Linked DNA regions of Mus musculus: region 1 is linked to region 2. The links are chromatin loops, found by intact Hi-C in ENCODE. Cell type or tissue: left cerebral cortex. All regions are shown on one strand. Links, peaks and the distances in the headings refer to the core of each region. The heading gives the core; the rest is flanking DNA. Region 1 has its middle 49 kb from the start of Zfp365. Region 2 has its middle 19 kb from the start of Zfp365.

Region 1 (8,336 bases), core at 292-8,291, 68 kb after region 2:
TATATATATATATATATATATATATATATATATATATATATATAACCACTTCAAACTCACATGGAGTCTCATACACACACACAATTCTTATTTCTCTTTACAATATTTCCTCAATATCTTTCTATATTAGCGAGTAGAGATCTTTTTGCTTTTTAAAAACAGTGATGTAATCCACATCTTTACACCTCTTACATGGTATATAACATATGATCTGTTATATGTCTTTATACCTGCTACTTACACGTTATTTTTAAAATTTACACATTATTTTTTTCAATGGTAGCAGTTAACGTAGCCTGTGTAGATCATAGGAAATCTATGCTGTGTGCAAATCACACAGGTGGTCTAGTGTGTTTTAGGACAAACTTCTAGGTTAACACGTATATGTGGGCTTGCAGAGGACTCAGTTGGTGCAATGTCTGCTGCACACAAGCAGGAAGGCCCAAGTTCAATCCCCAGAACCCACTTTAAAAGCTGAGCATGGTGGCGAGTACTGGGGAGATGGAGATAGGACCATCCCTTGACTCACTGGTCTAGCCTTGGACACTCTTCTGGCCCAGAAGCCTAGCTGCATCACTGCATCAGTTAGATCCAGGCAATGAGACTCCCTGTCTCAAACAACAAACCCAAGGTGGATGATATCTGAGGACTGACACTTCAAATTGACCTTTGGCCTTTACACTTGAGCACCTATACATACATAAGCTCACACACACACACACACACACATGATGTGTGTAGCGCCATGATCTTTCATTGATGAGAACAAAGCAAATCTGGACAAACTTTGGAATATAAAAATGGGACTAATCAATGGTCACTGGAGGGATTTTAAAACATTAAATGGGACTTACAGGACCTCTGTAATTACTGTGCCTATATTTTCCATCGATTTGATCCAGTGTTGCAAGACTGTGAATGTCCAACATAAGAGAGAGGCCAGTGCTAGTCTGCTGAGAAAAGGTGGGAAAGTTTGAAAGAGCCAATTCAGAGACAGTTAAGGGTCAGGATGGCTCCCAAATACATCAGTTAATATGATCAAAAGGATTCATTGGAAGCAATCTTGCTTCAAATGATAGGAAAAAGCATCCGTCTCCAGAATATTGAAAATATTTTTTTAATTATTTACTTAGACATTTATCCTCTGTGTGTGCCCAAGTGTTTGTGTACCATATGTGTGAAGTACCCTAGGAAGTCAGAAGAGGGTATCAGACTTTCTCCAGCTTACAGGTGATTGTGAACAGCCAAATGTGGGTGCTATGAATTGAACTAGGGTCCTCTGGAGGAGTAGTGTAACCCCCTCAGCCACCGAACTGTGTCTACAGCCCCTTAAAAATTTACTTTTTTATTTCTATTTTTGTATATGTGTGTGAATGTTTATGCAGAGGCCAGAAGAGGGTGTCAGATCACCTGGAACTGGAGTTGTACACAGTTGTGAACTGCCCAAGAGAGGTAGGAACCAAATTTCGGTCCTCTGGAAGAGCAGAAAATGCTCGCAACCACTGAGCCATCTCTCTAGCGCTACCACATCCCATGTTAAAGCCTAAGATTGACTTTAAGCACTCTCACAGTAAGCCCAGATTTGGCACTCGGTCGCCAGTCATTACGAGGCTTAGCGAGTCTAAGGCTGTGATCCAGAAAAACCTCTCCACACTCTGCTTCTCCTCTGAAGGCCCAGATTAGCAGGGGAATCAAGCCAAAAGGAAGTACACTTCGCTGGAGTATGAGCCGCTCTGTGGAGACGCTTGATCTAAGTTCGTCTCCAAAGAGGAATAAAACAGGTTGAACTGTGTCGGTGGTTTCATTGATAGAATGCTTCTCTACCATGCACAAAGTCCCTGGGTTCCAGTCCCACACAAACATGGTGTGGTGGCACATACTGTAATCCTTGGGAGGTAGAGGTGGGGCGGCGTATCAGAAACTGAAGGTCATTCTTGCTTACAAAGTGAGTTTGAGGCTAGCCTGGGCTACAGAAGACCTAGCTTTAATCAAAGTCAACATCGATGACATCAAAGTAAATAAAAACACACACAAACCTCCAAATACCCAAGGGGTAAAGAGAAGGGTCCAAGATAACTCCATCAGAGCTTGCGAGTGATTAGAATGACTAAGGGGTTTTTGGAAGCCCCAGAAGTTGGGTTCGGAAGTTGAATTCCTTCAGACAGCGGGTGACTCACTGACTTGGCCATCACAGTGGCTGATTCACCTGCTCTCGGGTCAGTTGCCTAACAACTGGGGCTGGCCGGATAGTTCTGTCTCATCGACTTCAAGACTGCCCCACCCAGGGGTCCATCCCATAATCAGCCACCAAAAGCAGACACCATTGCATACACCAGCAAGATTTTGCTGAAAGGACTCTGATATAGCTGTTGCATATGAGGCTATGCCAGTGCCTGGCAAACACAGAAGTGGATGCTCACAGTCAGCTATTGGATGAAACACAGGCCCCTAATGGAGGAGCTAGAGAAACTACCCAAGGAGCTAAAGGGGTCTGCAACCCTATAGGTGGAACAACAATATGAACTAACCAGTACCCCCAGAGCTCGTGTCTCTAGCTGCATTTGTTGCACAAGATGGCCTAGTCGGCCATCACTGGGAAGAGAGGCCCCTTGGTCTTGCAAACTTTATATGCCCCAGTACAGGGGAAACACCAAGGCCAAGAATTGGGAGTGGGCGGGTAGGGGAACAGGGGGTGGGTGTAGGGGACTTTGGGGATAGCATTTGAAATGTAAATGAAGTAAATACCTAATAAAAATTCAGGAAAAAAGTATCAAGCCTTTAGTATACACACACTAACTCTGATGTCCTTCTTAGGAGAAACTCCACAGTGCTCTGGCACAGAGATGGCCTTCAGGAAGGACAGCACTTGAGTAACGCCTTTCAGTCGCTGCTGTGAAGAATTTGCTCTGAGCATCTCGCCTAGCTTCTTTCCCCATCCAGAACTGATGGGGGTGGTTCTGACAGGGAGCCAAAGTGAGTTGCAGGAGCCCCAACAGAGGACCAAGGAGTGTCCCAAGATGTTGCCAGCAAGGCTTCCTTTTTAAAACTCAAAATTCAGTGTGAGCCTCAAATACACTGAGGGTGGAAATCTGGATACTTCAGAAAGAGGGGGTGTTGAGAACAGTCAGCCTAGACCTTCCTTGGAAATACTGAGTAGGGAGTTTCCAGTCCCCTTGCTCTATGTATTCAATATAGACCTCTCTCTCTCTCTCTCTCTCTCTCTCTCTCTCTCTCTCTCTCTCTCTCTCTCTCTCTCTCTCTCTCTGTAAGATGGAAAACAGATGGAGCTGTTCTAGAGAGATGGTTGGTGTACTGGCTAGTTTTGTGTCAACTTGACACAAGCTAGAGTTATCACAGAGAAAGGAGCCTCCCTTGAGGAAATGCCTCCATGAGATCCAGTTCTAAGGCATTTTCTCAATAAGTGATCAAGGGTGGGAGGGTCCATGGTGGGTGGTCCATCCCTGGGCTTGTAGTTTTGGGTTCTATAAGAAAGCAAGCTGAGCAAGCCAGGGGAAGCAAGCCAGTAAGTAACATCCCTCCATGGTCTCTGCATCAGCTCCTGCCTCCGAGTTCCTGTCCTGTCTGAGTTCCTGTCCTGACTTCCTTTGGTGATGTGAAAGTGTAAGCTGAATAAACCCTTTCCTTCCCAGCTTGCCTCTTGGTCATGCTGTTTTGTGCAGGAATAGAAACCCTGACTAAGACAGTTGGCAATTCGGAGTGTTTGGTTCCTACACAGGATCTGAATTCCATTTTTTCCTGTTGGGCAGCTCACAGATGCCTCTAACTTTAGCTCTAAGGGGATCTGAGTTTCTCTCCTGGACTCCTTGGGGCACACACATGTACAAGTGCACATCCCTACTTACCTATAAACACACATGCATGTACACACACACTGAAATAAATCACAAAAAGAGGAATGTTGGCGGTAGGAAAGCTTCCCGATGAAAACTGGAGGCGCTTGAAGAGCTGTTCCAGATGTCTACCCAAGCTTCAGTTGCTTCGTTTGGTAAAGTAAAGGGCTGTGTACACGGACCTGCGTTTCCTAAACGTCCTTGAACAAAAACATCACGAGGAGTGGTGTTAAAACTAGGACAGCGCATAGCCTTACCCAGGTGAGCTGAATGCAAATCACTAAGGCGGTGCTGAGAATCTAAGTGACTTCCTCTGGACTAGCCCACTATGGAGACAGCCTGGCTCTGACCACGTAATCTGGTTAAACTCCAGAATGAGGGAATGGACCTGCCTCTTTCTAAGAGGTCGTGTCAACGCAGAAGAAGAGCAACAGAGCTTGAGTCTCCCAGGTGGGGTGCACCCAAGGCCATGTCCTTCTACACTATATCTTAGCTCAGGCTAACCCCCTGTCCATACCTTTCACCCATAACCTAACTTGAGTTTTTGATTCTTCTCTAATCTAAAGGGAGAAATATGGAGAGATGAGGGCCATGGTGTGTTGAAGGACCGCTGAATCCTTGCAGGGGAGATTGAGAAGGACTTTAACAACACCCCACCCCCACCCACCCCCACAGCAAAATGAGTTTCCAAACAGGTGAGGACTTAACCAGGCTCTTAGCCCAGAGTCCAGGTTTCCTGATGTTCAGAATCAACGTATTTTCTGATGACTTTACATTTGTGATGATCCTCTCAAAGAGGAGTGTCTGTTTGGCCTCACAGGCACCTTAGGTATGATTGTCTGAGAGCCATGGGCTTACTGGTGATTCAGGGATGAAACAGGTGACTTCTCAAAAGGTGTAATGCTCTCCTGCCAGAAGGCTCACGACTCTTAGCACCTCATTGTCAGGAGATGGAAGTATAATGGTGAAACAGCGAAGCAGCGGGAGTCGCTGATGTGTAAGACACCTGCAAAGTCCGAGGGAAGCCAGTCCATTGGCAGAGAGTGACATCGGTACCAATTATTCTGGCACAAAACTTATTTCTACCATGCACCTGTGCAGCCAAGTTTTTATCCAAACCCCTAGCAATGTCCAAGTCCTTAAGCCACAAAAATCAGAAGGGAAAAAATGGATTTCTTTTGACCTGTTGCCTAAGTCCGTGACGTCATATGCTTTACAGGCAAAGCCATAACAGTGTATTCAAGTATGTCATCTCCAGTATACTTAATAAAAATACTATCTCTATCGAAAAATGATTCGTCAGCCAAGTTACCTATTTTTGCCCATGTTTTCCACAGATACATGGAAAGTCATATTTTACACCCATAACATTAACGTATTTCCCTCTTTGGTGTGTGGGTTTCTTTACTATAGCATTTCTGTGTGTTTGCATTTGTTTATCTAGCGATTCTTTTTATGCGTGTGAACATGCAACAGGTCATAGGTGGAGGTCTGGAGGTCAGAGGACAACATTCGGGAGTTGGTTCTTCGCTTCAACTATGCGTGTGGGTTCTAGGGATCTAACACACAGTCAAGCTTGATAGAAAGTTTTTTTAACCCACTGAGAGACTCCTCAGCCTCCCACCCTCCCTCTGTCCCTCCCTTCCTCCTCTCCCTCCCTCTCCTTCTCCTCCTTTTTCCTCCCTTTCAATAAGGTCCTGCCCCCACTTCCTAAGTGCTGAGATTATAGGCACGGGGCTTATGCAGCGAAAGTGACCAAACCCAGGGCTTTGTTCCCGGAGTGCAAGCACCCTACCGATTGAGCTGTACCCCAGACCCCACTTCTTTTCTACCTTAGCCCACCTTACTGACACAGGAATCTGAACGTGTTTGTAACATGACTTTATATACGCTTAGAGGAGCTACCGCCACCTGGTGTCTTACCCAAGATATTACAATTGGCAGAAAACAAACAAGCTGCTGATTTTGCAGGCAGGGGATTTTCTTCTAGACAGGAAAGTCCCAATATCCATACAAGTTAAGTAGCCTGGAATCTTGACTAACTGGCACAAAAGTAGCTAGAATAGGTAAGTTAAATCACTGGGATTTTATTTTTAATGGCTAGAAGAAAGTACACAGCCCTTCCCCTTCCCCTCCCCTCCCCTCCCCCTACTTTCCCCTTTCTCTCCCTTTTCCTTCCCTCTTCCCCCCTCTCCTTCCTTCCCTTCCCCCCTCTCATTTTATCTCCCCTCCCTTTTACTCCCCGCCCCTTCCCCTCTTCCCTTCCCTTTCCCCTTCCCTCTCCCAGTCTTCCTCTCTCTCTCTCTCTCTCTCTCTCTCTCTCTCTCTCTCTGTATGCATACAAACTTGTTCATGTGAACACATGAGGGAGCCAGAGTCTGACGCTGGGATGCCCTCCCTCCACACCTTCTCTGCCTCTCCTACCAAAACTGAAGTTTGCTGTTTCCACAAAACACTGTGTCCAACATGTAGATGGCACTTTAATTTCCTTTCTGTTCCTATGACAACACTGTGGCCAAAAGCAACTCAGGGGAGAGAAAGGGGCCGTTAGCCACAGGGTATCACTGGGCAGAAACCATGAAGGAATGCTGCTTCCTGGCCGGCTTTCAGGTCCATCTCTACCATAAGCTAGACTTCTAATACAGCTCAGAACCATCTGCACAGAGGATGGTGCCACCCACAGTGGACTGGACCCTCCTACATCAATTAACAACCAAGACAATCCCCCACAGGCCAGTATGATAAGGGATATCACTCAGTCGAGACTTCCTTCCCTGCTGGGACAAGTAACAGTTAAAGTTAGCTAGGACATATGGGCTCTGGGCACCCAAGCTCAGGTCCCCATAACTGAGCATTAGGCAGTTTACTTATGGAACCCAGAGTCCCATTCTTCATATTTAGGAGGAAAAACAACAGACACAAATGGCGATTGTTGAAATTTAATTCCACAAGAAAGTTAAATGGCGTGTCCAGATTATTGGTAATAATACATAAAAATGTTAATTAGTAAGGACAATTTTGATGACCTATAAGACCTTAGTCATTCACGGTGTCACTTCAGTACTTCAAGGCAAAAAGGATTTTCACAAAGAAATTAGTGTTTGGTAGGAGATTAGCATTCCTTGAATCTCTTTCCAGGCCTTCAATGATCCACACCGTTGCCATGACTAATACCCTGACTATCGTGACCCAGACCCAATTAGCTGGCAAAGCAAATGCTAAAGAGAGAGCCAACTAGGAGTTGGTGAGATCTCGTTTCAGAGTTGGTAACTTTGTGTCAAGAATCTCATTTCTGTCGGCAGGCTTATCTGTAACATGGTCAGGAGAGTCACACCCACAGTTCTACACAAGGTGTATAATTAGCCCTTAAAAGATGACATGGGTGAGCACATGGCATTGCAAAGGGGTCCGGCACACAGGGAAACCTCTTCCTGGAAGCCTCTTACTCCATTGCTCCATTGCTCCATTGCTGTTAGCTCTCAGAGCAGGAGAGCCGAATGCTGCAGGTACCTGCACAGGTGAGAAAACACCATCTCTGCTCTCGGTGATGTCAAAAGTTGTTCCTATTTACATCTTTCTACAATCTGTACCCATAGGGGAAAACTTGAGTATACATCGGGTTTGGGGGTGGAGCAAGATAGATAGAGATAAGGAAATATGGCTGAGGTCATTTTACAACTGATAAATTATGAAGAGCAGTTCCGCTGAATATAACTACTTTAAAATACATTTGTTTAATCTATTTATTAGAGACAATGTTTCGCCTAGCCGAGGCCCTGGGTTTACTATGTAATTGAGGCTGCCCTTGAGTGGGCCTGTGCAGCTGTGTGTATGAGCACAGATCCTGCCCTTTTGCTGCTCCCTGTCAAGTGCTGGGACTGCAGATGTGCACCTCTGTACCAAATATTAGGAGGTGCTGAGGATAAAGCCCATGCCAGGTGGACACTCTCCTCCACAAGCCCCATCCCCTGCCCCTACATTTCTTTCTTTCTTTAATTGTTTGGAGACAGGGTCTCACACTGTACTCTAAGCTGAACTGGGACTCACTTACATGGCCCACACTGGCCTCAAAGTTCTATCTATCCCCCTGCCTCAGCCTCAAAGCATAAGGCACCAAGCTCAATTGCTTTAGGAAGCAGCTTGTTGACTTTATCTTAAAGAGTTGAGCTACGACACCCTGCTTTTCTTGCCCTCTGTAAATCCTCTTCCTGGCATAAAGTAAATGTGAAAATGTAAACAGAAAATTTGGTTCTTCTAAAGGAGACCCATGCTACCTTCTTCCTTTTGGGGGCGGGGTGGGTTTGGGGTTTTGGCTTTTCAAGTATGGGGCAGAGTTCTTTATGTAGCCCTGGCTGTCCTAGACTCGATCTGTAGACCAGGCTGGCTTCAAACTCACAGAGATCCACCTGCCTCTTCCTCCTGAGTGCTGAGGTTGAAGATATGTGCCACCCCACCTTCCTTTTGCTTTTAAGTAAAGGATTCTGG
Region 2 (8,336 bases), core at 46-8,045:
AGAGATTGTTCTTCTCATGAGGGTAAAGTCCAATGTCACGTAGTGACTGTATGGTAATCATAAGCCAGGTGAGATCTGAATGCCAAACTTATTTGTATGTCATAAGTAAAAGCTAATCAAAGTAAAAATCCAGTTTCACAGACTGGCTTTTCCCTGCCCAGTCGCTACAGCCTCTCTCCTGTATTCTGTTTATGAGTCCTTTATTTCTGTTATCTCAGTGAGATCTAGAATTAAGGGTCTGGACCTTTAATCCTCACTATCGAACCTTAATTCAGGACAAGAGTTTATATACTCAGTTGAGGGGTATAGATTAGGGTTAGATCTTCAACTTGACACTCAGCAATGAAAAAAAAATCTTGTTTTTGTTGTTTTAAGACAGGTCTATATAGACCATCAATTCGAGTAAGGAAAGACAAAAAAGAGAAGTATATAAATAGAAAGGTAGACAATCAGGTCAATGCATCGCTCATTGGTTAATGGCATTGGCCACTAACCCGGCAACCTGAATTCAATCCCTGGGGCCCGCATGGGTTGGCCAGGCAGTGGTGGTTCACACCTCTAACCCTAGCACTCGGGAGGCAGAGGCAGGTGGATGAGTTCAAGGTCAGCCTGGTCTACAGAGTGAGCTCCAAGACAGCCAGGGCTACACAGAGAAACCCTGTCTGGGAAAAACAAACAAGTAAAACAGAAATAACAAACAAACAAACAAACCAAAACAACCCAGCAATTTCTGAAAGTTTTCTTTAATCTACACACACACACACACACACACACACACACACACACACACACACACACACGCCTGGCATGTGCACCCACACACATATGTACACAAACTAAATTGCTTCATGTAATATAACTATTAAAAATGAATTATTTAGTACCTGAGCATGTGTTTCAAATAGAGCAGTGGTTCTCAACCTTCCTAGTGCTGCAATCCTTTAATACAGTTCTTCATGTTGTGGTGACCCACAGTCATAAAACTGTTTTCATTGCTACTTCATCACTGCAATTTTGCTCCTGTTATAAATTGTAATGTAATCTGGTAGTCAGGATATCTGTATGTGACCCTTGTGAGAAGCTTGTTTGATCCTCCCCAGAGGTTGATAACCTTTGAGGTAGCGGGAAAGGAGTTTTGCTGCCTTGTTAAGTTTTCCACTCAGAGACCTCAGCTTGCCTTGCTTATCATGCGACTTAACCTTGTGAGTCACTTCCTCAGAGTCCCATCTTCTCCACGGATAAACTGGATCTCCAACATCCAGGAAGTGTATGAATAAGCTCTTATTCATCATGAAGGAAGAATTTGAATACTGATTAGTATTTCTGAAGAGGAAGGACAAATAAGAGATAAATGGTGGTTGACTGACTGTCCCACAGTAATAAGCACACCAAAGCAGGGTTGTAAGGAATAACATGGGAGTCCTTTCATCTTGACAAGTTAATGAGAAGGAGTCTTTATCTTACTCCATGAAGATGTTTTTAAGATGTATGTGCATGTACAGGTGTGTGTACATGTGTGTGCATGTATGTGTACATGTGAGTGCCCATGTGTGTACATGTGTATTCATGTACACAAGCATTTATGTGCATACATGTATGTATGTGTTCATGTGTGTATGTGTGCACATTTATACATTCATGTGTATGTATGCATGCACACATGTGTACATGTGTTTGTGTGTTTTGTGTGCTCATGTACATGTGTATATGTGTACATGTATGTGTACATACTTATATGTTTGTGTGCATGTGTGTATATACATGTATTATATGTGTGTATGTGCGTGCGTGTTTATACATGTGTGTGGGTGTCTGTGGAAGCCAAAGGAAGGTTTAGGATACCCTGGAGTCCTGTGGATACTTTAACTCTGGACTCCTGGACTTCAAGTTCTGTAAGAAAAATCGATTTCTGTGACTTTAGCCATCCAATAAGGCAATTTGCTGTGGTAACCCCAGGAGCTACCATAGGGTGAAATGGAATCTCACTCGCAAGGACTCTCCTCTGCCACAGCAGTGTGAGAGCTCAGCTAAACAAAACATGTAAGCCAACAGAATTGATTCTGTTCCCATAGCAACAAGTTTCAAAACAGCAGGTAAAGGCTTCTAATGTGCCAACCTGTACCTAAATGTAGTGGCTCCCATCTTGGTTTCTCAGTCTGGATTCCTCCTTCCTGAAGGAGCTGCCTGCTTTTGTCCTGGCAGCACCAGGCAGAGGATGCCTTAGGTCAGAGTGCATATATGCTGACCAATGAGAAGATGGGAAGAGAGGAGAGAGCCAATCCGTTCCCTTCAGAGAGGAAACCAGGTTAGTAAATCTCCACTTACATTCTGAAGGGAACCAAATATCCATCGTCTGCTGAGAGGATGTGGAAGTACAGTCCTTATTCTGGGTAGCAATGTGTCAGGTGCAAACAGGTGACACATAAGATGGTCGAAGGGGACTGAGACATGGTTGATTAGGGGGGGGTGCGCACACAGTGGGACGGGTGACATGATTACGCGTTAAGAACATGTTTTGCCAAGACAATGAATGTTATCAATGCAGAGCAGAGCAGAGCAAAGACCAGATACACTGTAATTAGAGCAGTTTGTAAGGTATTAGTTAGGGGTTGGAGAAAGGGCTCAGAGGTTAAGAGTGCATACTGCTCTTGAAGAAGATCCAAGTTCAGTTTCCAGCATCTAAATAGGACAGCCCATAACTACCCGTGGCACCAGCTCCAGAGAACCTGATGCTGTCTTCTGGCCTTTATGGACAGGCACGTACATGTAAACACATATATACCCTAGCACGTACACTATTAAAAAAAAAAAAAAGATTTGATGAGCTGTGAAACCAGCAAAGTCCATTCGGTTGGGCAGACCCAAGGATAAAAATAGTACAGAAAAGTGAAGAGTCTTAGAAGTGACTGTGAGTCATCACCAAATCCACAACGTGGGATTCCCGGGAGTGAGGAGCGGTAGAGAGCACAAGTCAAAGAAATCAGAGCAAAAATGTCTCAAAGTTGCTGGAAAAACGTTGAGCAACAAATGCGACGCTCAACAAATCCCAAGCAGACTACATTTAATGATTCCGCACCCAATCCGTCAGTGTTAATCTGTCAAAGAGAAGAGAATTTTAAAAGCAGCAAGACCGAGCCAGTGACTCATAAGGAGAACGTGGAAAGACATCTAAGGCTGGGGTGCGGGGTGCGGGATGCGGGGTGCGGGGTGCGGGGTGCGGGATGCGGGGTGGACACACTCAATAAAAGATAGTTTTGTTAAAGGAGCTCTTGTTGGAGAGGCAAGAGCTTCCAGCCCGCGCAGGAGCTGGGCTGCAAGCTCTCTGGAGGACTGGGTGCTGCTGCTACTTGCGGGAGCTCGGGATGTTTCTGAGCACGTCCCTCTGGCACACGGTACTGCTGCAATCTGAGGAAAGAAAACAGCGGACACTGTATCCTGAAGACAGGTTCTCCATAGGCTTAAGTCCATGAACACTTAGTCCCCTCTTGGTGGCGCTGTTTAGGGAAGGTAATGGGCCTTGAGAGAAGAATCTTACCACTGAGGGAGGGCTCTGGGAGTTTATATCCCTGCCCCATCCCTCCAGCCCCACTCGTGATAAAGCTTTATACTGTGTTTACTGCAATACTTATATAGATAATATTTATAAATGCTTATAAAGACCCCTTCCAAGCCTCACCAGCACACACTGAAGGGTGAATTTGGCTGGGAAATACTATTCATTTATGGTACAGTGCAGCTCCTCTTCTACATGAGTTTGCCTTTATTGGATTTGATTTAGAATACATTCTAGAAATGAAAAATAACCTAGATATGTGTGTTTATACATTTTGCCAAATTTGAAAAAAATAGTTATTATTTCATATTTCTTCTTTCTTTGTCTCCTTTCTTTTCTGGGTCTCTGACCACATAATGGCTACTACCTCTGGGGTCAGTGAGAATTCATTCTTACTTAATTCTTACCCCTGTTTTATATTTGTTATAATATAACTTTATTCAGTGAGCTTATATTTCATGTATTGTATATCTTAGGCACAAGAGTTATATTTGGTTCAATTTATAACTTCTGTGTTTTCCCCCATTATGGTTGCATTAAGTCCTTAAGTCCTTGAGCATTTAGTCTTAAGGCTTTGAAGTCTTTAGACTATCCAACCATACCATCTGTTATATTTCTAAATCGGTTTCTGCTGTTTCTCTTGGTTTTCACATTTTCTCACCCTTCTATGCCTACCAAGTTTTCAGTGATTGCTGAATACCATGGGGTTAATTTTTTAAGCATCTGGATTTTTTTAAATGGTGGTTTGAATAAAAAATATCTCCCATAGGCTTGGGACATGAACACTTAGTCACCACTTGGTGGCGCTGTTTAGGGAAGCTTATGGAACCTTTAGGAATACAGCCTTGAGACAAGAAGCTTACCCCCGAGCAGGGCTCTGGGAGTTTATAACCCTGCCCCATTCCTTCCAGTTTGCTCTCACTGCTTTCTCCCCGTGGTTGAAGATGGTCATTTCTCAGCTTCTTGCTCTGTTGAGTTCAGGGTGGAAGCTGAGAAAACTCACTTCAGATACAGAAGCTTAAAAATGCAAGCTTTATTTTGTGAGTGCTCAGGGAGGGGGCCAATTCAGGATCTGAATGGTATCAAAGGGATATTGTACAACATTTTAAATGGATGGAAACAGAAAGCTAGGGGGGTTATCCAGTTGTATCTTGACATTATGGATTAAGCAAAGGATGTACTCGTTGGAGACTGGACAATCTCCAGGGCAACTGTCTTCAAGGTCCTTAATTCATTCTCCTAGACATTAAGCCCAGAACTCAGAGTGATAGGGGACAAAGGAGTGGGTTGGCTGCCTATGGTTAATTAGAACATAATAGGCATTTGGTTATATGTTTTTACAACGTATGCACCTTGGTTTAGATAACAGCAATTTCTATACTTTTTATTGGTTAACAGACAATTAAGAAAACATTTGGAGATGTGGGATAGGTGTTCGTTTCTAGGCCTGGGAACATGACCTTGTTTGACCCTGTCAGCAAGATGGAGAAGTTGTCCTTGAGATGGCTGGAGTCAGATGTTCAGCTATAGGGAAGTCCCCAGCTCCCCTAGGGGCTGAGAGCTTGGATTTAGTTTCTCCCTACGATTAAATGGAGTCTGAAAACAAAATTGTAGTACTTAGAATACGTTTCTTTTGCTTGTTCCCAACAGCTCCAGCCGCCTGCTGCCATGCCTCCTCTGCCAGTGAGGACTGTCCTTCTGGAAAAACAAAACAAAATAAACTCTTTCTTCCCTACGTTGTCTTGGTTATACCATTTTATCATATCAACAAAAAGTATTTGATAGACTTTCTTGTGTTGTTTAAAATGTGTTTCAATTTGCTCCACCATCTGCCAAAACTGCTTGCTGGTCAGGGCGGCTAGTTTGATGTCGATTACTTCACTAGAGTAATTTACAGTAAGCTGTACCCTGTGGATGGTCCAGTCTTACTCTTAAGACTTGATAATGTTGATTAAATAATGAATTCGAGTATTCAGATAGATTTTTTTTTACCCTATTTTGAAAGTCTGAAGTGAAAATTCTTATCTACTCCTACATGAGTACTGAGGGTTTTGAAGTTTTCAGCAACCAGAGTTTCCCATTTTGGGGCAGTTTGGTCATCCATTCACCTGGTCTTATATGAAACTCAGCATAATTGTTAACGCTTTGTGTTCCATTCCGTCTTCTCTGGACCTTTGGCCGGTACATTCTAACAACCCCGACCTTCCCCAATTCCAACATCATGTCTCATTCACGCAGTGACTGGGGTTCTCTTTTCTGTTCCACAGCCTGGAAAGTGCTTCCAGGATGAAAGCTAGAGAATGGTAAGGATTCCACCATCTTTCTCTCAGGAGTTACAGGTCTGAACAACCTGCTCAGTTTGTAAAGGGCATTGTGTTGGCTAGACCTATGTCAACTTCACATAAGCAAGAGGCGTCTGGGAAGAGGGAATCTGAGAGAAATTCTCCATAGGATTGGCCCATAAGAGAGTCTATAGTGCATTTTCTTAACTGGGGATTGATGGTAAAAATTAATTAGGGCTTCTACCCCATCTTAGATTATTTATTTCTCAAACAGACACAAAACCTTTATATGTATAATAAGTCTTAGTAGCACTAGAGCTGAGAGATATCAACCATCTAAGTTATTTTGCCTACTTCCCTGTCAATAAATAACTCTGAGATATAATTTGCCATGTTCCCCATGGGCTGCTCCTAATCCAACTGGCCAGCCCTCAAGACCATGCGCTCACGATCCACCTACCCCATGACATCTTCCTCTCTCCTTCCCTCCTCGCGGTCTGTACCTCATAGCCAGGAAACCTAACCCCCATCTACCTCTTTTCTGCCCAGCTATAGGCTGTTAGCATTTTCATTTGACCAATCAGGGATAGCTTGGGGAGTTGGACTGGCAAAGCTACATAGCATCACTTGGTATGTGTGAGGATCTCTTTATGCCTGGGAGCAACGGACCTCGGGAGCCAGCATTTACAATACATAGCAACAGACCAAACCGCTATGGATGGGGGAAGGTTCCCCCGGCAGGTGGTCCTGGGTGCTATGAGAAAACAAACAGAGCAAGCCTAGGAGGACAAAGCAGTACGCAGCACTCCCCCCACGGCCTCTGCTTCGGTTCTTACACTGAGTTCCTGCCATGATTTTCCCTCACTGATGGAGTGTGGCCCGGGAGTTGTACGCTGAAATAAATCCGTTCCTTCCCACGTTGTTTTTGGTCATGGTGTTTTTTTTAACAGCAAAGAAAACCCCAAGACAAATGACTTCTCACATTTTTGTCCCATCCAGAGTAGCCCCTACCTGTTCATTGTCTTCTATGACAGAGTCCTTCTGTGATACTTCAGTAATCGAACATTTAATTTTAAACCGGGCCCATCTCGGGCCATTTGAACATCGCAGGAAGCAGGAGCAGGTGGGGCTCCTAGATGTGAGGTTGCACTTCCTCTCATACAGCTTTTAAGGTCATTCCTGTTGATCAGAGTACCGGTGGGACAATAAGGTTGGTTCTAGGCTTCCTAAATGCCAGCCTGCAATAGTGAGGCAGGCACAGAGTAACTGCTATGAGTCCTCCCAATAGAAAAGAGGAAGATGAGAAGGCAGAAACCATGGGTATGTGGGGATTTTGAAGCTACAGCACAACACGTTTTCAGATCCAGTTCTAGCGCTCCCTAGTAATTATTCTAGATAGCTTTGGCCCACTCTCTGGACTCCTGGTTCCACGCCTTCTTTGGTCCCCTCTCTGGATTGAAGGTTCTGAGACATCTTTGCGCCATTTTCTGCATTTCTTGTTTCACCCTTTCTGGTCTAATCAGAGTTGTATTGGCATTGTTCTGCCTTTGGTTCATTCTCTGGATCCTTAGTCCCGTTCTGTCTTTATCCACTGTCTGAACTCAAAGGCTTCCTGTCATTTTGTTGATGTCTCCATCTCTTTCTGCCCAAGGATGATTTCAGTTAGTGTAATTCCTTTTAATTTTGAAAAACGTTTTATTTTTGGTCTGCATCTCACTGGCATGTATGAACGAAGAGCTGTACTCACCAATGCCTTCTTTGGAAGCTCGTCTCAGCCATAGGCTTCTGAGGCTGGGAATACAGCTTTCCAATCCTTGCAGAACTTTTCCTCTCCCAGAACAATCCCCCGGGGCATTGCTTTAGGTTTTTCTAAACTCTTCACAAAGAAATTGACAGGTTCTACCATCTGCTTCCTCTTTAGCTCACGTTGGGGGGTGTGAGGGCTCTTGATTGATATGTGCCTGAAAGTTATTTCTTAACCTCAACATTGTTCGCCATCTGTAGAACCTTGGACCGAGGACTGCTTTTGATTTCAAAACTAGCACCCACTGGATTTGAATTCTTTTCAGTTCTTGCAGCTTCTCTCTGTGCTTGTCTGTTGCAGCAGGAGCAGCAAGCAGAAGGCAAGGAACATATTTAACTCCCTGGCTTAAATGTATTTTACATTTCCCATGCTACCGCAGCAGCAATATGCTAAGCTTCCCACCCCTCTCTTACTGTTTCCCTCTGTCTCTTTCTCTTTCTGTCTCTGTCTCTCTCTGTCTCTTTCTGTGTCTTTGTCTCTCTTTGTCTCTATCTGTTTCCCTCTGTCTTTATCTCTCTGTCCCTCTCTGCCTCTTTATCTGTCTCTGTCTCTATCAGTCTCCCTCTTTCTCTCTGTCACTCTGTCTCTCTCTGTCTGTCTGTCTCTCTCTCTCTCTCTGTGTCTGTGTGTGTGTCTCTGTGTGTCTCTGTGTGTCTGTGTGTGTCTGTGTATGTGTGTGTATCAACAGCAGCCCTGG

What was found. A loop is a pair of places that touch in the nucleus more often than their neighbours do. Peaks named below come from ENCODE experiments on the same cell type or tissue, not always from the same donor. Only the 100,000 strongest peaks of a DNase experiment are listed, where the experiment ranks them.
Region 1: it touches region 2 in a loop (2.3-fold over the local background); 3 of 42 quality-filtered maps call a loop at or near these places.

Annotation. Positions count from the first base shown.
Region 1 is chr10:67,859,918-67,868,253 of GRCm38, reverse strand. No RefSeq gene overlaps it. Among named protein-coding and RNA genes, the nearest start is that of Zfp365, 49 kb to the left of the region's middle. In left cerebral cortex, for the core only: a CTCF peak has its summit at 5,769 (motif pointing left); DNase peaks (open chromatin) are centred at 1,657, 2,989, 3,713 and 5,752.
Region 2 is chr10:67,927,549-67,935,884 of GRCm38, reverse strand. No RefSeq gene overlaps it. Among named protein-coding and RNA genes, the nearest start is that of Zfp365, 19 kb to the right of the region's middle. In left cerebral cortex, for the core only: CTCF peaks have their summits at 3,468 and 4,340 (motif pointing right); DNase peaks (open chromatin) are centred at 3,020, 3,352 and 7,844; H3K27ac peaks cover 1,589 bases.